3 separate regions of the Mus musculus genome follow, and all the other regions are linked to region 3. A link is a loop called in an ENCODE intact Hi-C map of the cell type or tissue named here. Cell type or tissue: left cerebral cortex. All regions are shown on one strand. Each heading gives the region's core, and the rest is flanking DNA. Links, peaks and the distances in the headings are about the cores only.

Region 1 (7,535 bases), core at 2,423-6,422, 110 kb before region 3:
TCTCACCCACAGAGGAGAAAATATGCAGAGAGTTTTTCCTTTTCTCAAACTTACCATAAATTCAAACTAACATTTAGAAGTCCTGTTTAGCTAAGGAAACATTATTTCTTTACAGGACCAAACAGCAGCTCAAGTCCAGCACATGTGAACTGCCTGTATCTAGATGACCCTCAACACTAATTTTTGACTGCATTCACAGAAAGAGCTAGAACCTCTCCTTAGTTTAATGTGAAATCTTTGTAAAATTAAACATTAGAACTATGTTCAGTTTCTTTCCCCTACTTATTTATTCCTCAATTTCCCTTCTCTTCTGGGCTCCTTCAGTATCTATCCACCATCATTAATACACACCTTTCCAAGATGTAGGGGTTTTTAAATGATATATATGATCATTTTTCAAGTCAGATATTACTAGTATACAAAGGCACAACTAAAAATAATAAATAATGAGCTGCTGTCTGGTGACCTGCTGTTCTATATTACGATTATATTTCATGTTAAGGAGATTCAGGAATGAGAGAATTTTGAAATATATTGCCTAGCAGGGTGGGGAAGCTCATTTTTGAAGCTGCCACAAATCTCAAAGTGACCTGCTTCTGCTTGCATTTTTAATGTCGCTTTTAAAGCTTTGAGGCTCTGGAAAAACCTCAAGAACAGCAGCTTCAGAAGTCACCTGGCAGCTCTGATTCCAGCTCAAAGGACCCACTTACTGTCCTTTCAACTTCCTGAGAACAAATCCCAAACCCTGTTCTACATTATTCAGTAACTGCTGTGAACAACAGACGACTATATTTCTTTGAAACACTTTTCAGTGTTTCTTGAGATCTTCTTAGACTAACACCCTACTTCCCAGAAGCACAATCAACCTGTAACCCCACCTCCTTCAGAGCATTTTGTCCGAGACAACCCAAGTCAGGGCCACCGGACCTCCAAAGCCAACCGAGTAGAGACATCAGGCTCCAGCCTGCTCCCTCTCCCTGCACATCTGGTTCTCCACTTTCTACGTCCTAATTAGCTTGAGATTGTGCCAACAGAAACTTGCAAATAGAAAATCACTTCTCATTTTTAATTCTTCTAAAGGATAAAATGAATAGAGGAGAAAAGTATTAACGTTCTTTCCTCTTGCTTTTACATCTGCTGCTCTGTGCACGTGTTATTAGCTGTATCAACTGAGAGAACAGAAAATAACTAGCTGCCTGGCTGCTGCCGTAGCTCACACCATGGACACCAAAAGAATGTCGGGGAGAGGATTGTTTATAGTCATTACCCACCTTGGTATTTTTCAGTCATCCCTACATAGTCAGTGAAAAGCTTTAAATGAACATTTCCATTGGAAAACAGTAGTTGCCCATGTTTTTCTACGAACATCTGAACACAGCCGTTTCCTTTCCTAGCTAGCTATTCTCACAGGTAAGAATAGCCTCATACGCCAACTTGAGAGGCTGGCAAGAGTGGTGTGAGGAGCAGTAGGAATGGCACTTTAAGCTGTGGCTGGGCTCTGAACACTGAGGGCTGAATGGAGGAGAGGGGAGCTCCATTATGCAGCTTGACTGACCGAGCCTAATCAGAATTATTTCAGCACACTGCTTCGCTACAGCTTCCGACCCATTAAATGCGAAATGCTTTCGCCAGCCTGGTTCCAGCTCTGGCTCCCACTGTGACCAAGCCTTTGCAACTGTGTTACACAGTAAGCTGTTCTAAACAGTTTGGGGTCTGTTGTTGTTGTTTTGGGAGGGGTGTAAATAAAGCGAGTGGGTTTAATGGGCTCTTCGAAATCCATCATCTAATCTATTTTATGACAAGAATGGTTAACATCCAACTAATGCAGGCCTGTTCTCCCACCGTGCATGAGGCGAGTCTTTGGATAAACTTTTTTTTTAAAGATTTATTTATTTATTTATTTATTTAGTGTACGTGAATATATTGTAGCTGTACAGAGTGTTGTGAGCCTTCATGTGTTTGTTGGGAATTGAATTTCTAGGACCTCTGGTTGCTCTGGTCAACCCCACTCCCTCAGTCCTGCTCCCTCCAGGCCAAAGGTTTATTTATTATTATACATGAGTACACTGTAGCTATCTTCAGACGCACCAGAAGAAAGCGTCAGATCTCACTATGGGTGGTTGCAGGCCACCATGTGGTTGCTGGAATTTGAACTCAGGACCTTCAGAAGGGCTGTCAGTGCTCTTACCTGCTGAGCCATCTCACCAGCCCCCTGATAAATTCTTTATCTTATCGTTATCTCATTATTAGAAAAATTGAATCACAGTAAATCATCTCAAAACCCAAGTAAATAGCTGTCCCTCGTTTAAGATTGTGACTTGGGGTATCTCATTTTAAGTCATTAGGTTATTAGCTCTCCTTCCCCTACTTACTCAAATTTGGGGACAAGGAAAATGGCACCTTAGGATAGCAAATTACATACGCTGCTTTCTGTTTTTCGGCTTCCCATGTTTAGTGTGTGTCTTAGTCAGGGTTTCTATTCTTGCACAAACATCATGACCAAAAAGCAAGTTGGGGAGGAAAGGGTTTATTCAACTTACACTTCCATACTGCTGTTCATCACCAAGGAAGTCAGGGCTGATGCAGAGGCCATGGAGGGATGTTCTTTACTGGCTTCCTTCCCCTGGCTTGCTCAGCCTGCTCTCTTATAGAACCAAGACTACCAGCCCAGAGATGGCACCACCCACAAGGGGACCTCCCCTCTTGATCACTAATTGAGAAAATGCCTTACAGCTGGATCTCGTGGAGGCATTTCCCCAACTGAAACCCCTTTTTCTGTGATAACTCCAGCTGTGTCAAGTTGACACAAAACTAGCCAATACAGTGTGTAACTGGCTTTCTACGTGGGATGACCAGACCCATAACACATGTTAGGTGTGCTCCTTCTGTATACATTTCTACTTAATATAAAATACATAGCAAAACATTTATCAAGAGAGAGGTGATCAGAAAATTTAAAGGTTAACGTCTACCCAAACGGTACAGCCCTGGGGTGCATAATGCCTGCACAGAACATTCATTCTCAGGATTTGCAGGGCCTCATCTGTAAAAGAGCCCAATCCTGTAGTTCTTCAGAAAGTCATTCTGGGATAAATTAGTGAATATTCACAAACTACACAAACATGCCCCTCCATGAGCAGATATTCCATGCTAATGTTTAATGGGAAAAAATAAGCCTGACGTTCGGAGCGGAAGGGTGAGTGAGCGTGCATTCAGGCACGCTTCCAGACCAGAGGAGATGTACCCTTAGCTCATCCACCCTCCTAGGCTCTATCTTATTATTATTATTAGGTGTCCTTTGAGCCAGGGTGTCATTAGCCCAGGTTGCCCTCAAACTCACTATGTACCCCAGGATACTCTTGGAAGTCTTTTTGACCCCCCTGCCCACCTGGAGTCCCCCAAGCCTTGTGCTTCCACACTGCCAGACTGAGGGCCAGCACTCTATGAACTGAGACCCATCTGCACTCCCTATTTACCAGGTTGTATCTACTATCTCTCTTGTCAGTGTTTCATAACTTTTCCTACTGTAAGAATGATGAATGTGTTTCTTCTGAATTTCTGAAAGATGGCCATAGCTGTCTGGGTGAGTGTTGGCTATAATGTCCATAAGCAGTCATGAGAAGGACTGGACAAAAGTTTCTCTCCTGCTCCCTGACATGCTCTCCACTCTTGCATGCTCGTGAAATTAAAAGGTTTGCTTTTCAGAGCTTCAGATGTACAGAGTGGAGACACATTCAATGTCGTGTCACTTGGTAGAAATACCACAGGAACCGTCTGGTTCCGTGAATTCAGATTGCAGACCCAAGAACCCACAGATCCTGCCCATTGCCTTTCATGAGTTACCAGTATGCAAATTACCAAAATTCTAGAAAGGTGTTCTGAAGACAACCTAAGAAGAGAGACTGGAAAGAAACATGGTTTGGAGGTGAATTGGCACATATGTAGGCATTTTAAGGGAATAATGATTGGATCTATCTAAACATCTGCACCAGCCAGGCAGTGGTGGCGCACGCCTTTAATCCCAGCACTTGGGAGGCAGAGGCAGGCGGATTTCTGAGTTCGAGGCCAGCCTGGTCTACAAAGTGAGTTTCAGGACAGCCAGCGCTACACAGAGAAACCCTGTCTCGAAAACAAAAACAAAAACAAAAAAACCCAAAAACCCAAAAAAACATCTGCACCACCCAAACATGAGACCTGAGGCCAGACAGAGAAGCAAATCCTCCCATTTACTGATTTCACATCCTTCTGCTTTGTCTCCATTCCTACCTCCCTGTCCCTACCATGTTTATAGCACTTACAAACCTCTGCTTTAAAAAAAAAACTGAAGACAGGAAGGCTATGGTGGTACCCGTCTTTAATCCCATCACTTGGGAGGCAGAAGCAGGCAGATCTTAAGGCCAGCCTGGTCTACAGAGCTAGTTCCAGGACAGCCAGGGTCACACAAAGAAACCCTGTCTTAGAAGAGAAGGGGGCTAAAGAAATGACTGAGCAGTTAAGAGCATTGTCTTGTCTGCTCTTCCAGTGGCCCTAAGTTCAATTCCCAACCTTCTATACTGGGATGCCCTCTTCTGGCATGCAGGTGTACATGGGTGTAATGTATGCAGATTGAGCACTCAGACATTAAAACAAACTGGGTACAATGACAAACATGCTTTTATCCCCCAACACTTGGGAGGGAGAGGCAGGCAGATCTCTGTGAGTTTGAGGCCAGCTTGGTGTACATCATGAGTTCTCGATGAGTGAGACCCTTTCTCAAAAAAAAAGCAGGGGAAGTGGGGAGGGAGCTCTGGTAGTTTTCAAATAAACATGATTTCATAAGAAAATTGTTCCTCCCCACAGGGAGACCAACAGAGTCAAAGAACCAGGACCCTCGGGGTCTCCCAGACACTAAATGGCCAACTGAAGAACATACATAAGCTGGACCTAGGCCCCTCGCAGAAATGTAATAGACGTGCAGTGCAGTCTTCATGTGGGTCGCCCAACAATTGGAAAAGGGGCAGTCCCTACAGCTGTTGCCTATCTGTGGAATCCATTCCCCAAACTGGGCCTCCTTGTCTGGTCTTAATAGGAGAAGATGCACCTAGCTCTGCAGAAACTTGATATGCAGGGTGGCAAAGACCCAGGGGAGGATATCCCCCTCTCAGAAGAGAAGGATTATGGGGGAGGGACAGTGTGAGGGGGGAACCATGAGGAGTGGCAGCAATTGGGATGTAACGAGAATGAAAGAATTAATAAATGAATGAATGAATGAATGAAGTTCCGATTCATTCAAGTAATTCCGATTCCAAGGTATCTTCTGATGCCTTCTGCTGTCCTCTGTCAATCATGTACATATGGTGTACAGACATACACATAGTCAAAATACCCATACACATAAAATAAATTAGAACATTAAAAATTATATGTAATCCAGATCTTGAGGCAGGAAGACACATGCCTACTTCAATATGTTTAATACCAGCTATTGAGATTACCATTATATATGTGAAATTTATCTAGGAAGTAAAATGATTACATGTAAATTCTATGCAAAACTTGGAAGGTTATGTATGACAACAGAAAAAAGGAGAAGAGAGCTGGGGTAACTTAGTGGTAGTGCTGTCTGCTAAATATGAGGAAGGCTCTGGGTTTGGCCCACAGCACCACAGAAGCTACAAGAAAATTAAAAGAGGGTGAGGACAGAAACGCAGAGACAGGGCGCTAAAGAATAAACATCAGACTTCAAGCCATATAAAGTTGCTGTTCTGTAGATTAAAGGGTAACAGAACTTTAGCAATTTCATATGGTTCAAACTGTTTCCTGGGAATTTCCAACAGAATATGCATTCCCAGTTCCCAGAGCAACATTATCACCACTAGACAGACAGTTCAGTTGCTATAACAACGATCCCAACAGCCTTGCATGCTGAAGTCTATTCATGTGCCTCTCTTTTTCATTATATATTAAACACAATCTCTCCTTCCCTCCCTTCCTCCTTCCCTCCCTTCCTCCTTCCCTCCCTCCCTCCTTCCCTTTCTCTCTCTCTCTCTCTCTCTCTCTCTCTCTCTCTCACACACACACACACATTTTCTGGACTCATGTTCCCTCAGTACATTCCTGTACAATGAAATGATATGCTACATATAGGTATTTTTTTGTTGTTATTTGTTTTTCTTCTACTTTTGGAGAAAGGGTCATGCTGAGGCGAAGGCAGCCTCAAAGGCAGTGCACCCCTGCCTCTGCCTCCAGAGTGCTAGGAGTATAAAAGTATGTGTTCCGTTAGTTCATAGCTATTGTCATGCAACAGGGGGTTCCAGAACCCCCTCTAAGTTAGAATGATTTTATGTTTTAGGTCAGCACACTCTTTACCTATCTTTTCTTCCCTTAGACAACAACACTATAGCAAAGAACTTTATTCACCATGACCAGTCTCCATTTTATCAGGTTAACTTAAAATTGTTATCTGAATGTGGGGATGGGTGTGCACAAGAGTGTGTGCTGAAGGCCAAGATCTTTCTGATGTCCATAGAATCAATTCCTAATCCTCACACTACCAACCCTATGTACAAGTATCAGTTGATTGCCATGAATCTTAAACTACTCTATCTTGCTATCTCCAAACACAGCTTCCCAATTCCACCTACAGTTGCAGTTTCCAGACATATCCCTATTCCTTCTCATTTGCTTACATCTCTGTCTTCCATCAACATCTGGATCAAGTCTATTTGCCTAAAGGAACAGTTTTAACTGAAGGTTCTGCCCATTAGGAACAGTCTGGTCTCTCTGACCTGGCAGCTCATTTTCTAGCTCTTACATCATTGTACATGCACTGCCTTGTTTTGTCATTTCATTGTTTGCTTATTTGTTTGTTTCTTTGTTGTGCCATTCTCAGCCAACCCCTAAAACTGAAAGGTGAAAACTAATTCTTCCTAACTTAGAATCTATTTCTGTAGTTCTTACATCAATTCTTGTACTTTGCATGTAGGAGCTACCTATTATCTGTACATCCCACCAGTGAGCGTCTGATATAAATGGCTCTGCTTTCCTGCATATGTTTCTGTATAAAAACTTACACAAATTACAGAATACTTATTCATTAAATTCAAGGATAGCTGTCTTTACCTTTCTACCTACTGATGAGCCTGAGTATTGTAGAGCTAGAATCTGTTAGTTTATAATCTTAGTATTAGTGTCAGTGGGAATACCTTTCAAGCCACAGATATTACGACTTCAGTACCACATTGTATTCAAATTCATCTTGACCATGCACATCACGTAAGAAGCCATGATCATGAGCTTTACAGAGGAAGAGACCCTTCTGCCACCGATGCATTTTTCTTCACAGCACAGATAGAAGATTTTCTATTTCTTCCCTTCATAACAATTGGAAATTGAGTTTATCTTCAATTCATCACCTGGCTGGTTCACGTCCTGTGCATCCGTCCCGCCAGCTTCTTCTCTTTGCAATTTCCCTGCAGAGGCAAGAGGCTGGCTGGCTGCCCAGGAGGAAGAGATTCTTTGAAAATGCTCAGGAGAAAGCAGCCTTGGCTATTTTG
Region 2 (7,535 bases), core at 2,423-6,422, 240 kb before region 3:
GAAAATCTAAATCAATATTAGACAAGCAAATTATTTCTAGTAACCCAGGAGTAGAACTAGAATTATATACAGACACATATGTCTATGTGTGTACAGTCAAAAAGTTACATCAAACTGTGAACTCTTGTGATGAATATTGTTATTTCTTATTCCCCCTCAAATATTTTTTTAAAGATTTATTTATTTATTTCTACGTGTGTCTGTTTGCATGAGTTTATGTACCTCATATGCATTCCTAGTGCCTGTGGAGGCCGGAAGAGTGCATCAAATCCTCTGGAACAGAAGTTATAAGCAGTTGTAAGCCAACATGTGTACTAAGAACTGAGCCCAACGCCCTTGCAGGAGCAGTAAGTGCTCTCAAGCACTGAGCCACGCTTTTAGCCCTGTACTCCAGTATTTTAATGTAAACTTAGAGGTTTCATATAGACTTAAAAAATAAATACCAAACAGCTGGACAAAATAACTGATGTTTACATTCATTGGGATGAGAAATTACAATCAAGGATGTTATTAGGTAAGATAGATATTCCGTAAGAGAAGGAATAAATTTTCAATGCCTTTTAAATTCCCCGGTATTTGTAATTATATGGATTGTATACATACCCTTCTTACCTTCGTCCACAGTCGTTATCGCTTCCTCTGTGATCTGACTGCCTGGCCCCACTGATGTCTGTGCATAGAAATAGAACTTGTACCGAGTGCTGAAATTTAAATTTTTCAAAGTCCAGCGGGTCTTGTTGGCAGGAATTTTTAAATCTACCAGAGGGCCTAGCTCATGTGTGCTGTTAACTGTCAATGAGAAATGACAAACAAGCACATTACCCATTAATTAGCTGTCATAGGAATATTATTGTAAATCATTTCTTCAACCAAAATTGTCCTCCCCACCATACAAGTGTTTTACAATTCTTCTTGTGCATTGGTTAATATACCAATTACCATTTAAGTAGTAAAATGTAACCTATAGTATAATATAAACAAGTGAAATATTTTTCCCTATTGGCTTCCACACTAGGGAAATTTTACAGTTAAATTACAATAGCAGTTTTCATTTTGTCTTTGCTGATGGAGTTTGATAATGTTAATAACTCCAAACATGTCTCTTGGTATCCTGTGGCCAAGAAACTTCGTCTTTAATTTTTGTTGCTAAATAATAGTCTCCTAGCCTAATGATAGGACACCCCTCCTTTCAGGACTACACTTAACAACCTACATTACCCTAAATATACCTTAATTTTCAATAACATATGCATTAGTTTTTCATAACAGGCGTGCTCTGAAGTTCTTTCTGGAATATTACTAGAAGGTGCATATAAATATTTTGAAAGAACCAGCTTGCATTTTACAACAGGAGCTTGCTGAAAATCCAACATTTCCTTATCGAGGTGACTTACTTGGCTGATATTGTAAGATGTACTCAGTCAGGATGCCATTTGGGTGGCTTGGGGGGTCCCATTCCAAAGTGAGGGAGTCCAGTGTGGGATTAACAATTTTCAAAGATGAGGGAGCACTAGGGACTTTTAATAAGAACAAACAGTCAACACATTTTTAAAAAAACATTTCAAAGTAAACACACTTCTATTTACACAATTGATCTGAAGTTTGATTTTCAGCTTAGTTTTTGCTTCAGCTAAAAAGTACATTATCACAAATATGTAGCAGAAATTTATTTCCTTTCTTCTCTTATCTTTTCTTTAATACCACTTCCATTTTAATTCACTAAAATCATCTTTTCAAAATACATAGACTGCCTTTATAGGGACTCAAACTATTTTAAAGCAGGCAGCACTTAACACAATTTATAAAGGCAAATGGGTTACTAAAGGAGGCCATCCTAAGCAGGCCTTTCAGAGGGAGCAACTGTGTTCTGACACACTAAATACTGTCCTCCTACCCAGGCTCCCCAACAAACCAAGTGTCTCCACATAGTCCCAGTCTCCACAAAGTCCCTGATGGGCTTTGGGTTGCCCAAAGCCTGAGCTGTGCCTATCCCAAGAGCTCACAGCTTCTCAGGATCTGAAACTGAAAGCCAAGAGCCCCATATGTTGGCTCACCCCTACCCCAGGGTGCAGGAGGCTCAAGGGCTTCAGGTCTCCCGGACAGAGGCTGGCAAATTATCAGAGGAAGTGGGTCTAGTCTTCCATTTCCATCTTTAAGAGGCTTGGTGCTGATCTCCATCAGGATGCTGCCTTTCTGCCATATTCCCTAGAAACCAATTAACACCACCACCATTGCTCCTTCACTCTAGCTGGAAACCAGACAATCAATTCGGAGTTTGTGTTTTTCCCATCTCCTGGGATGCTACGTCTTGGCAACGAACACTTTTCTCATCCTTATACATTCCTTCACCCTTCTGCTTTTGTCTTCCTCCTGTCTTCGTCAGGGCCTTCAATCATGTCTGTCACAGGCTTCTAAACTTTAACCTAATTGGTTCTTAACTTCCAAAGATCATAGGTCTCTTTTCTTTTAAAAGATGTTGACCTGTTGCATGATTGTGTTGTTGCAGAAGGTTCGTGATATTCTTTAAATGTCTCAGCAGATCCTGAAGGGACCACCACAGCCTGCAGACTAAGAGCTTCTGCCCCACAAGTTAGTATCCATAGCATCCAAGATCATGCATGATGTGGGTCCTCTCCCATTGCCATATTTCTTTTCTCATCCTGGCTAAACAACTTGCATTTGGTAGAAGGATGCTTTTTTAATAGCTTTGTGGCTTCAGACAAACTATTCTCCTCCCCGCTTTCAGTCCTTAATCCCATTTATCTCTTCTATGGCCCCTTGAGCTATCTAAAGGGTATCTTACTGATGAGAGATTACAGTGGAAAGAATCCTTCTGCCTCAGCATCTTAAGTGCTGGGTGGGATTGCAGACTCTATCACACCTGATGTAAGACTTGGAGCATTCTAAATCAGTACAACTTTATACGATACAAAAAATCATGAAGGCATGTGAGTCAGTTCCAACTGACTGAAATATCTTCCTTTGTGGGTATTTTCTTACTTCTTCCTCCCATCGCTCACACTTTCCAGAGGGAGCTATTGACACTTAAAGAAGATACGGAATGTGACTTGGCTCAGAAAGCTGGTGACTCCCACACTACATTAGCAATGTTTCAGATACCCTAAGTGAAAAGGAAATTTTTAAGGGGGAAAAGGTTATCTGGAGACAGCTTTCTGCACTCTGAAGTTTTATGTGTGGCTTCCAGTCATGTGTGGGTGACATTTCTCCAGTTTTCGTGTGTGCTGTGATCATTTCTAATCATGCAGTTTGCTTCTAGAGGATTCTCTCCATGGAGGGCCTGCTGTAGTGCAAACCCTTTCAGGATGTTCCACACGCTCCTTGATCCCAGGGATGCACCCATTCCTTACCTCCCTCCGGTGTATGGAAGCCTCTGTCCGTGCTGGCTGGGCCCTCCCCTTTCCCGTTGACCACTCGGACGTTGAGGGCATAGTGACTGTATGGCTGCAGCCCTGGCAGCATGCCGTGAGTCTTGGTGCCCTGGAAGGTGAGGATCTTCTTCTCAATGTGGCGCCTGTTTCTTTTAGAGGAGCTCTGGGTCTTCCAGTAGTAAATCTGAAGTGGCAAGAACCAAAGTCAGAGACGCACAGGATGTCAATATAACCATGCTTACTAAAACCAGAACACTGGGGGTAGCAAGGGGACCCAGCCGGTAATGGCCCTTGCTATGAAAGCCATTAGCCAAACCTGTTAGATTCTGGAACTCACGTAAAAGGAGGAAGAGATAACCAACTCCACAAAGCTGCTCTCTTGCCTCTACACATTCACTGTGGTCGGGCCTCTCCCTTCTCACTCATCCTATGGACTTGTAGGAGTGCACAAAGGGTGTGAGCACACATAACGCTTTTTTAAGTTGAAATGCTGATTTTCAGATAAATATCTTGGTGCGTTTTACATGAATATTAGTAAAACTAATGGATACTGGTTCTTAGCAAGTGAGACAGAAGCCCACAGAAAATAACAAAACTTAGGTCCACACAATAAAGCTGTGCTTTCTTATTGTGTTGGAGGACGATAAAAGAAATGAGTGAAAGAGAATGCGATTCACTTGGTTCTCTTATTTCCAGAATAAAAAAAATAACCATAATAAATATTCCAGAATTTTACTTGTATAAATTTTGCTGCCCATTGTTTATATGTTCTTGTTGGGTTAATTGAATCCTCACCCTAGGGAGGCTTTTATTATTACTCTTTTTGTAGTATCACTGAGCTCATGGGCTAGTGAGGGATTCTTCCAAAGCTATAATGACCCTGTACTGCAGGTCTCAGGTTAGTTTATTAAGTCACACTACCATCTCATCAAAAGTACTTTTACATTTTAGGCACAGATTTTAGAAAGATAAAAAGGTGTTGCCTAACTTTGGTCAAAATGTGAGTTTTTTTTGTATATTACATTTTCTTGACGGTTTCTTAGGAATTTAAAGGCAGTTTTCCAAGATAAATTAGCATATGCAGAGTCTGGTCACTATTGGGGGGAAAAAAAGGGAGTACAGTGCAGTACATAAAGAATCCTCTAGGGGTCAGTGTCAAACCGAAGTAGTGATGTAAGTGATCGTGGGGTTTTTTTGGCTATATGAATAAAAATATCTCTAGCAAATAATGTTTCTGTGGGTTTTTTTAAATAAATATAATTAATGATCATAAGGATGACTCAGTTATGTACTATAGAGTCTTAAAGTATAATCTGATTTATTAGTGTTCTCATTATTGTTAAACTAGGTGCAAATGGTTACATTTTAATTCTTAAAAAAAATCTGTCTGCCTTATTTCACATATACTGTCCAGTCATCAGAAGGTTCTAAAAAGGTGGGAAACCTGTGAAATACAGAGGAAACATCGTTTTATCACGTTGTTTTTTTTTTAAAGTGAGAATTCAAGTCAATTGTAGCTGGGTTCTTTGGGTGTGACTGGGAGCAGTGAGAAAATAATCTTGTGAAGTCCTAAATGCAAACACGGACAAACCACATCATTTCAACCTAAAATGCTATATGTGGCGAGTGGTCCTCACCATGGCCCTGCTACTAAGTAAAGAACACAAAGTGTTTCCCTTCACCTACCCGGTAGCCTTGTAAGTGTCCTCGGACACTCTTGGGAGGAACTGGGTCCCAGTGCACCTCTGCCAGCGTACTGTTCACCACGCTGACGCGAACATTTCCAGGAGCCACCATTGGAACTAGGAAGAGGACGAGAAAGGATGGAGGTGATTCAAATAGTTGTTATTTTTCTATTTCATGCAAAAAATAAATGTCACAACATTCAATAACTTTGGCTTGAAGCACATTCTACACTATATCAGAGAGTCTTGTCCTTTTGGCACTTCATTATTCATTCATCTGGTTTTATGAAAGCAACTTTGATACTGCAAACTTTCACTTCCCTCCACCCCCACCCTCAAGCTCTGGATTTGGAATCCAGAACCTCAGGTGGTAGGAAAGTGCTCTGCCACCAAGCTATTTCCCTGGCACTGAGTCGCTATTTTTCACATAGTAGGCTGTACAAATGCAGAGAAATAAGCAAAATGATTATTACCTCTTGCTTGCTAACTTGAGTACCTCTGGAACTAGCCTCAGTTTATACCTTGGGAGCTCTGTCCATCTAGACAAGAGTAGAATGGAATAGGCAGGGGACACTTACGGTCTTCTCCAGAATGCCCCATGACTGCAGCTGGCTCTGGTGCAAACCCCACATCATTCAGAGCTTGAACTTTTATCAGGTATGGGACAAAGGTTGGTGTGCCAGAAACAATGTATTTGGATACATTGGCCACAACCACAGACGTCCACTCATCGTCACCATCTTTCTGGCGCCAGCTCACTTTGTACTGGAGGCCAGGCCCATTCGATTGAAAACCATTCAGGGGCTATGAGAAAAGCCAAACAGAATGACTGTACAGCCTTTTACAGGAATAGCAAGTCCAGTTCCTAGATTCAAGTAAGAGAATGCTGAAACACTAAAATCTAAGCTCTTAAATGCCCACGTCTCCAGGGACCTCTTCCCTTCTCTCAATTGTGATGAGATCCAGAGTCGGATTCTCTGCATCAAAGGTTGCAAATCACAATTCTAAAGTAGTAAATAACACACAAACCTTCAAAGACTGGCTCCGTCGTAAGTGTGGGTGACTCTTAAAACATTTTAGCTATCTAGATTTACTTTATATATCCCTGTTTGTGTCATAGCTCATCATTGTCCACCGAGAGATGGAAACTTACAATCTATTTTTCTGTTAAAGATTTGGGTCTGTCTACTCTATCATATGTGAATATAAATATGCATATAGCATGTATGTGTATGCATAGATCTAAAGTTTTATCATTATGCAAATAAAATTTCAATTTTTAGTTCCTAACTTTTCAGATCTAAACCACAGATAATGTAAGTAAGAATGATTGTAATAACAATTTGGCTACTGGGAATAGCTTGATACATATATTCCAAATGGTCTTTCTGATGATAATAATGGCGAGCTAGCATTTTTCAGCATATATTCGTGTGAGGCATAATGCTAAGCATTTCACATACATTAGTTCCTTCAGTCTTAAGCAGCTGTGTTCCTATTCCCATCATACAGATGACTGACAGATACTTGGCAACAAATTCCAAAGCTGGGACTCTCACCTGTCCATTTTGGTCACCGAAATAGAACTATTTAATTACTATACAAAGTTCCCTTCTAAATACAGGTAAGTTTTTTTTTCCCAAATTGGGTCAAAAGGAATACGAACGCAGGTGTTATTCAAAAGCAACCTTTTCTGCTCAGTATAAAAAAGGTGGAGGCAAACGGAAGGCTTCATGGCTCACCTTCCATGTAATCACCAAGTTGTCCGGCTCTGTCCCTAGTCCTTCCACAGCCATGGGATTCTGATCTGGTTCTAAAAAATGAAGCAGTCCCACATGAGCAAGCTTCAGCTCTCCAGAAGGCATGGAAACCCCTCCCATTTCATGTCGACTCCATTCATTCCAGCCTTACCTGCGGCTTTTGTAAGATACTGCTCGGATGCCTCGCTCGGCATACTTCTCCCAATGCTGTTCTCTGCCATGACACGGAAGGAGTAGTTCACATAGGGAGACAGCTTCAGTTGGGCTGTGGTCTGTGTTCCAGAAACTTCAGCCTGGTGGCGCCACAGCCCTGCATCATGCATTGCATCTTCATACTCAATGATGAATTCTGGCCACAACAGCACACACAACACAAACCCAACACAATGAATTCAGTCAACATAGAGACACATTGCCAGAAATACCTTGTAGCAAGTAAGAGTAGCCAGACAAGAGTGATTTTTACAAGAAAAAAAATATCCTGTTAGGACATTCTGAGTTCAATACTGAAGTTCATGAAATATTTGGCATTTTCTCCTATCATGCTGAGCTCAGCTTAGTTAAAACTGCTTAGATAGACCTAATCCACATATTCTAATGGGAATTTTAAATATATGAAACAATGTTCAATTGTTGTCATAAAGAAGTAACTACCGTGAATACAGCTACGAAGCAGTTTTTCACTAGGAAGATTGACAGCA
Region 3 (7,535 bases), core at 1,754-5,753:
CTTAGATTTCTCTGCTAAGACTCTCTAAACTCGGTGTAGAATTTGGGTAATAACTCTCCCGTAGTCCAAACAGTCTACAAAAGCTGCTCAGGGTTGGAAGCTTTTAGTTAAATATAAATGTTTGCCTTGGGGCTGGGGAGATGAGTGAGCAAGTGGATGCTCCTTCAGTGCAAGCCGATGCGGCGATCCCTACACATCCTGCCAAAAACTTAATGCAGTGCCCAAATCCCAGTACCTTTGCAGTGAGCTGGGAGACTGAGGATCGGTCTGCACAAAACAGTGCTTCAAAATATTGTGGAGAGAACCACTTCCTGAAAATTCATCCTCTGAGATGTGTATATGGGCCAGAGTATAAACACACACACACACACACACACACAAACACACACACACACACACACACACACACACTTTGCCTTGTTTTAAGAAATGTTTCTTTAAAATTACACTGAAAGCTGGATATGATAATGCACATCTTTAGTCCTCGAATTTGGGAGGCAAACCTATCCTAGTCTATGTAGCAAGTTCCAAACCAGCAAGGGGTATCTGATGTAAGTCTCTCTCAAAAACAAACAAACAAACAAACAAATAACAATAACAATGACAAATGAAGTGCTAGCAATATCCCCGTGTAATTGCCGGGACCTCTGGTCACTGAGAACAAGTTAGTGACAGCAATGGACCAGATTGTGAATACACACACACACACACACACACACACACACACACACACACATCAGTGGAGATATAAAAGCCCATAAAAGAATTATTGGAGTAAAAAGTTATTCCATAATACTGTCATCTGAACCTCAGCATTGCCTGTTACCAAAAAAAGTCTGCACACCTCCGAATTAAATAGCTTTGTATTTGTATTCAATGGAATAATATTTTGGCGTTGAATACTCAGGATTTGGGCTTCCTCTAAATTCATGAGAAGTCTCAAGAAGACCACACTTTCAAAGTCTTTGATGGGAAAGCTCCGCTGCTCCCTAGCTACGTATGTGGTCTTGTGAAAGTTACTTGACCTGTCTAAGCTACTCTCTTAATTTTGAAATGGAGTTGTTATAAGAATTGACATGAGATGTTGTGTGTGCATAGTTCCTGCACACCTGGAGTTTCCCAATAAGTTGACTACCATATCATTAATGTAGAAAGAGTTCGCCTGTCTCCATTGTTTTAGCACTTCTGAAAGGCCTCACAGCAGGGAATGGGTGGTTAGCATAGGCCGTTTCAGAAGCAGCCCAATTCAAGCAGGTTTTGTATTCAGGGGTCACTGTGTTCCTCCCCACAACAACCCCAGGGGGAGCTCCTGGTGCGTGCGGAAACAAGGCTGCCTACCCCATTATACTCTGCTCCACGGCTTCCTGCTAGAGCTTCAGCAAGGAAGGACCCTGTGCTTCAAAACCACACTTCTTTTTAATCAACCATCCAAGAACAGAGAAGGAGAAGAACATTTCCCTCTCTGGACTTTTTCCCTCTCAGTTTACCATGGTGCTGGAGCTATGGGTGAAGATGGTGAGGTAGGAGAGGGACTCTTGCTCATGGCGACTCTTCTCTGTGCTTGCAGACGCACAGGGACCTCCAGCCAGCATCAGGGATGTGAAGAGGTAGCCCGGAGCAAAGGGAAAGAAATGACCTGCCTACCAGCCCGGTGGACTCAGGGAACTCGTGCTGCACCTGCTATCCAGAGAACACTTCTCAGAGAATGACTCCCTAGCTCTGCCTACTGTGAAATCCGGTCCCTGTTCTGTGCCGTGGCAGATGTGAACCGAGAGTAGCCGGATCCACACACCCCGGGAACCAGAGAGCCGCAGCGCCCACCCGCGCTGCCTGGAGGGCCCGGGGCGGTGCCGGGCACAGATGGCGCTCGCAGCTAGATGATGCTCTAACGCGGGCAGTCACTCCAGGCTCACCACAGTACTCCCGGGCGAAGCTGTAGTCAGATCCCACCCTGAGAGCCTGCTCAGGGCAGAGGCTCTTCCCAGTCTGTCCCAAACCCGGTACACCAGCCCTGAGAAGCCCCTGTCCACAGAGGCTGTGTGTGGTGGGGGAACTGTCACGGCCCTCACCTGGAAGCCAACAAAGCAAGTGTCCCCAGCGCACCATCCCTGGTGTCTATCCTGTTCCCCTCTGATTCCCTGAGTCCTCGCCAGGGCTGAGAAAGCCGAGGTGGGCAGTCAGCATCGCCGATTCCCCTCCCCCGCCCCCCGCCCGCTCACGGCGATTCGCCCAGGTGTGAGCACATCTGAACAAAGCCCACGCCCAGATGTGTCCGTGGGGACACGAACGCGCGCACGCTGCAGCGCGACCAGCGGGACTCAGTCGCGCTTCGCCGCCGGGCGACCCTGTCTTGTGACACTGCATCCACTGCGTCCCAGCCCAGAAAGCTGTGTAATGCCGGTCTGTCCACAGGCAGACCTCTAGTCAGGGCTTCCAGAGAGGCTGAAGTTAACCCGGGACCCAAGGAGCTGGTGGGCTCTCGCCCGTGGTACCCGAGCTGCGGGGGTCGAAGCCGCGTCCTCCCAGGGCGTGCGTCTCCTTTTTCCAACCAGCGCCCCGACTATGTCAAGGGCTTGCAAGAGAAAACGAAGTCGCCGACCTCTTTCTCCCAAGCTGCAAGTGCTGCCAGACTCCCACAAGAGCTCGGGTTGAGCCGGGGCGCCAGTGTCTGAGTGACAACGCGGCAGCCTCGGGCTCCTTGTTCTGCTCCAGCCGCGTCCACCCACCAGGACAGAATGTCACTAATGCAACCGCCAGACACACCCAGGGCTACTCACGTTTTCGTGCCGCGCCCACCTCCCTGCCGGGGCGCTACTGCCTAAGACCCCGGAGCCCAGCTGTCGTGCGTGTTTCCGAAGCTTCCGAAGCTGTCGCCTCCAGCTGCCCCAGTCTCCGTTTCTGCACGGTCCCTCGCGCCCGCGCGTCTCAGGCTCGGACTCCGGCGCGCGTCCGCCAGCGACCCAGGCGAAGCGCGCGTCCTCGCCGCTCCCGCCCTCCGCTCCCGGCGATACCCAGCGTCGCGCTCAGGCCCCTCCCGACTCTCTTAGCGTCCCCGCGTCCCCCTCCCCCGCACTCACCGGGCGTCGCCCGCCCCCTCCCCTCCGGCCTAACCCCCTCCCACCCACCCACAGCTTAGGCTGCAGCGAATGGGCTCCGGCCTTGAGCGCCTTGAGGACTGGGTGGCCTCTCACCTGAGAGGTCGCGCTACTCCGGACCTCTGCCACCACGCACCGGGTGAGGTGGTGGCTGTAGGGCCAGGAACTCAGGACTTGAGTGTTCAGGGGAATGGGTGACTGGGATGTGTCTACAGAAGATGTTCCAGAAAACCAGTGTTTTAAATGCCACTCTCCTTGGTTTAGATTTCCGTGTGAGTGTGATGGATGGATCCGGATCACACATTCCCTCCCGCCCTCCTCTCACCTCCAATCCTTCCGCCTCTCTTCTATTCCTCTAAAGTATTTCGTGCTTTTGCAAACTCTACTTGGCATGGGTTGGGTACTGGTTTATAGTTTTACAACTGTCATTTTCAAATACACTTGAGGAAGGGTCCCTTTAGCGTGTAAGCGGATGCTACTTTCAGTAGGGATTGGGTTTCTGGAGTAGTTGACATAAGCTTTTCAGATTGCAGAGTATTATACAAGTTTTGTGTTTGTTTGTTTGTTTGTTTTTTCAATGCAAAAGTGTGTAGAATTTTTTAAAAGAATATGTAGAATTTGAGTAAACCCACTGCATACTACACAATTCAGATTCTTCAGGACCCTCACCCCTTCCAGCATGATGGTGTCCAAGGCACATAGCCTCTTACCTGGGCCTACTTCCTTCTGCAGGCCCGGGTACAGTCAGCCTGGTATTACCCAGCTGGACCATTTACTTTTGGAAGCTCTCTTCAGCCTCTACCTTCAGCCTCCAGAATAGGTGTTAGATTGGCACTCATGAATAAAAACAGATCTGGCCCGGGCCATGCTTCAGAGTCTTGATAGCTCCTCTGCCCTGCTGTGACTTTACTTTGAACTTAAGCTTCAACCCACATTCACTCATGTGCACAGTGTCTCTTCTTTCTCCTACTGCCCAAACATACAGGATCCCCTTCATAAAAGAAAGTACTTCAAAGCTTCAAAGAGTACTACGATTCACACTTGATCCCGAAACCCATAGTCTTAACCACTGTGCCATGCTGTGTCAAGGACAGAGCACAGAATGTCTCTTCCCGTGAGGAGCACCTCCGTAGAGAGCCATGGAGCCCTCCAGTGGTACCTGGGGTGAACAGGCTTTAGACGTTCCTCTGTTTTTCAGTCCTATCTCCCCCTCCCCTCTCTCTTTTTCTCCCTTTGCCTGATTTTCTCAACCAAGTTTCTTAATCCATATCCATACTGCAGGCCTCTCAGGGAGACTACCCGACAACTTGACCTCAAATTTTCTGAAACCAAGCATGTGCCTAGCTACGCTAGTAATGATCAGTCTACCCACCAGCATGTGCCCCACTCTCTCCACCTGCTCTAACCCTGTGGAATCAGAAGTTTAGACTACGTAAACACAGAAACTTGGTTTTAGCTGTCTTTTTTTTTTTTTTTAATTATAAATTGTAACTTTTTTTTTTTTTTAACCACCACCACCCTCCTAGCGGAACTCAAGTGAAAGGTTGGTAAACTCCAGATCAGAAAGATAAAAGCACTTAAAAAAAAAAAAAAGTATGTTAGCTGGGCCTGGTGGCCCATGCCTTTAATCCCAGCACTTGGGAGGCAAAGGCAGGCGGATTTCTGAGTTCGAGGCCAGCCTGGTCTACAAAGTGAGTTCCAGGACAGCCAGCGCTACACAGAGAAACCCTGTCTCAAAAAAAAACAAAAACAAAAACAACAACAACAAAAAAGTATGTTAACATCATTAAGTAATCTTCTACAAGAATGGTATCTACCTGTGTCATCATTATCTTCAGATTAGGTAGAGATATATTGATAATAGTAATTTTCACATGTTACCTATTTGAAAGGACATTATAATCCAATATTGTCAAAAATACAGTTATGATGGGCAGCTCCATCTAAAACATGATCTTTATTGATTGCCTGGTATATTAATACAAATGTGTGGTCCCTCCCTCTCCACTGAGTGTTATGCCAATCACTATAACAAATACTAAGAACTAGACAAAATTACAACAATGACTACAACAAGTGCTAAAGATAATCAGTCAATTTAAAGAGTGTTTTTGTTATTCAGTTACAAAGGCCTTGGTTTCAAAGGCTATAGCCCATGGCCAGTTGGTCTCATTGCTTTTGATGTGTCAGCACATCATGGCAGGAGAATGTGTTGTGGCAAACCCCCTCACCATAAGCCAGGAAGCAAAACAGAGAGGGAGAAGATAGGTGCACAATTTCCTTCAAAGGCACACACCTAATGACCTAAAGCCCTCTCACTAGGTTCCATTCTACAATGTCCCACCACCTCCCAACAGCATCAAGCACCAGAGCTTTATCATAGGGGTTTAGGAATGTTTACTCAAAGTAGTAAGTGCAGTAATAGTGCATACAGCTGCTCCCAGTGATGTGCTTCTAAGGAAAAGAATTTGCCACAGCAGTGGGTTGTCACTCCTGATTTTAGGTTACAAAAATGTCCTGATTTTGGTTCCTTGAGTTTAGAGACACCAGTTGCCACATAAGAGATGACCTATCAAGACAGATGCCCTTCTTCAGACACACCAGAAGAGGGAGTCAGATCTTGTTACGGATGGTTGTGAGCCACCATGTGGTTGCTGGGATTTGAATGCCCTTCTTAAGGGAAGCCTCTGGCTAACAGATTGTGAAAAACTGAGGTCACTGGTCCAAAAGCCAGACCGCAGATAAACTGTTTCGGTCTGCCCAGTGAATACAGTTGTCCCAGTCTAACTCTGAGATGCTTCTAGTGCAAGCCTAGTCTTTGGTTGCAACCTCATAGAAGGTCCTGAACCATAGGACTCAGTGAAGCAATGGTTGGTTCTGGATCCACAGATACTGGCTGAGAAATGTTGCTGCTGCCAAGCTGCTAAATCATCATAAAGATGTTTAAGAGCATTTCAGTGTGGCCGTTTTCACTAAATGATCAACTGTCAGTCACTAGGTACAAAATAGTGCCCTAAGGAGCAGCAATTGTGAGGTTAGATGACTTGTCTGAAGATAACTTGTGTGACTTGTCTGCCTCAGCAGTGCCCACCTCCACACCTAGTTATACTTACCTCCCACAGACAAGAGAAGCCATCGTCAGTGCCCCACCCAGATGTAGCTTTCTCCCTTTGACTGCCAGCCATGATCTCAGCTGGCCCAGATCTTAGAGATTCCTAGTGGGTGGTGATTACTCTCTATGGATAATAGTGGGGTATACAGCTGCATGTATATAATATGTAACTAATTGGGGCCAGGTACATCACATTACTAGTGAACAGTATAAAGTTTCCACAGATGCATAACACTAGTTGCCCTTCTCTCTTGCCATCTGCTACCCAACTACAAACTTCTGTGTGATAGTTGGATGTCATTTGGGCACATGACAGATGAAGCTAGAAATCTGAAACCCATTTCTTGCCTGCTGCTTAGCAACAGAGTACCCTGACATCTATCTGAAGGAGGTGATATGTAAGCAAGAGGAAGGAAAGTCTAACCCATAGTGACTGCCATATGTGAATTTCTTCTCTAGGAGCCTGTGAGTCACCATTATCTTCATTTTTGGCTCAATATTCCCCAACACCCAACCCAGGGAACCAAGATGGAAAGGACATTTTCAACAGTACTAAGCATGCTCCATCTCTTCCCAAGGTTTCTATCTACAGGAATGTACAGGAGTTCAGGTGAGTAGATTTCAGACTACCCAAGGTCAATGTGCAGCCTTCCATTGAAGATAGGGTCATCTCGAACAGGAAACTGCCTCTCAGGGAAAGTAGACATACTGAAAGGTACTCTTGATGTGCACCCTTCACTGCTGGCTTCAGGGGCACAGATGACAGGTACAATGAAGGTCAGGTTGCCATGGAAAAGAAAAGAAAATACTCCTGTATACAATACTGAAGTCTAAGAGTGATTCAGCAGATTTCTAATCTCTGGCTGTCTTGCTGCATTTTAAGAAGAAAGGGGGTCTTGGATGAATATACATTGTTATGTTTCTGTCTGTACTTTCTTTTAAGCCTTGATTTAAAGTTTAACTCAAGTTGTTTTAACATACATCATAAAATGTATTATCTTAGCCATTTTCAACATACAGTTAGACAGTGTCATGTTATGTGATCATTACCATCATCTGTCTCCAGAACTCTTTCATCTTAGAAATCTGCAGCTTTATAGCCATTAAACAGTTCCCGATTGCCCTCCAGGCTCTAGTAACCACGACTGCCCTTGTGTCTATGAATCTGACTGCTACAAATATTTATATAAATGAAACTACAGTATTTCTTTTTGTGACTAGCCTAATATACTAACATTTTATCCAGTGTGTAGCATGTGTCAGAATTTCTTTTCATAAGGCTGAATACTTTATTGTATACACAAATCACACTACTTTTTCATCTGTTG

The links. A loop is a pair of places that touch in the nucleus more often than their neighbours do. Peaks named below come from ENCODE experiments on the same cell type or tissue, not always from the same donor. Only the 100,000 strongest peaks of a DNase experiment are listed, where the experiment ranks them.
Region 1: it touches region 3 in a loop (3-fold over the local background); 3 of 42 quality-filtered maps call a loop at or near these places.
Region 2: a loop joins it to region 3, with 4 times the contacts of the local background. A loop is called at or near these places in 2 of 42 quality-filtered maps.

The regions. Positions count from the first base shown.
Region 1 is chr12:44,431,257-44,438,791 of GRCm38, reverse strand. The region is part of intron 2 of Nrcam (neuronal cell adhesion molecule); the gene reads right to left. Among named protein-coding and RNA genes, the nearest start is that of Nrcam, 110 kb to the right of the region's middle. In left cerebral cortex, for the core only: a CTCF peak has its summit at 4,566 (motif pointing left); no DNase peak of the experiment used is centred there.
Region 2 is chr12:44,569,858-44,577,392 of GRCm38, reverse strand. It overlaps Nrcam (neuronal cell adhesion molecule), which reads right to left. Exons shown (of 31, transcript NM_176930.4): 20 at 6,986-7,183; 21 at 6,817-6,887; 22 at 5,653-5,878; 23 at 5,076-5,191; 24 at 3,369-3,573; 25 at 1,395-1,517; 26 at 613-789. Among named protein-coding and RNA genes, the nearest start is that of Nrcam, 240 kb to the right of the region's middle. In left cerebral cortex, for the core only: a CTCF peak has its summit at 4,535; DNase peaks (open chromatin) are centred at 3,046 and 4,517; H3K27ac peaks cover 448 bases.
Region 3 is chr12:44,324,339-44,331,873 of GRCm38, reverse strand. It overlaps Nrcam (neuronal cell adhesion molecule), which reads right to left and starts at 2,989. Exons shown (of 31, transcript NM_176930.4): 1 at 2,778-2,989. In left cerebral cortex, for the core only: CTCF peaks have their summits at 1,859, 4,236 (motif pointing left) and 5,694 (motif pointing right); DNase peaks (open chromatin) are centred at 2,814, 3,326, 3,975, 4,175 and 2 more places; H3K4me3 peaks cover 1,740 bases; H3K27ac peaks cover 2,094 bases.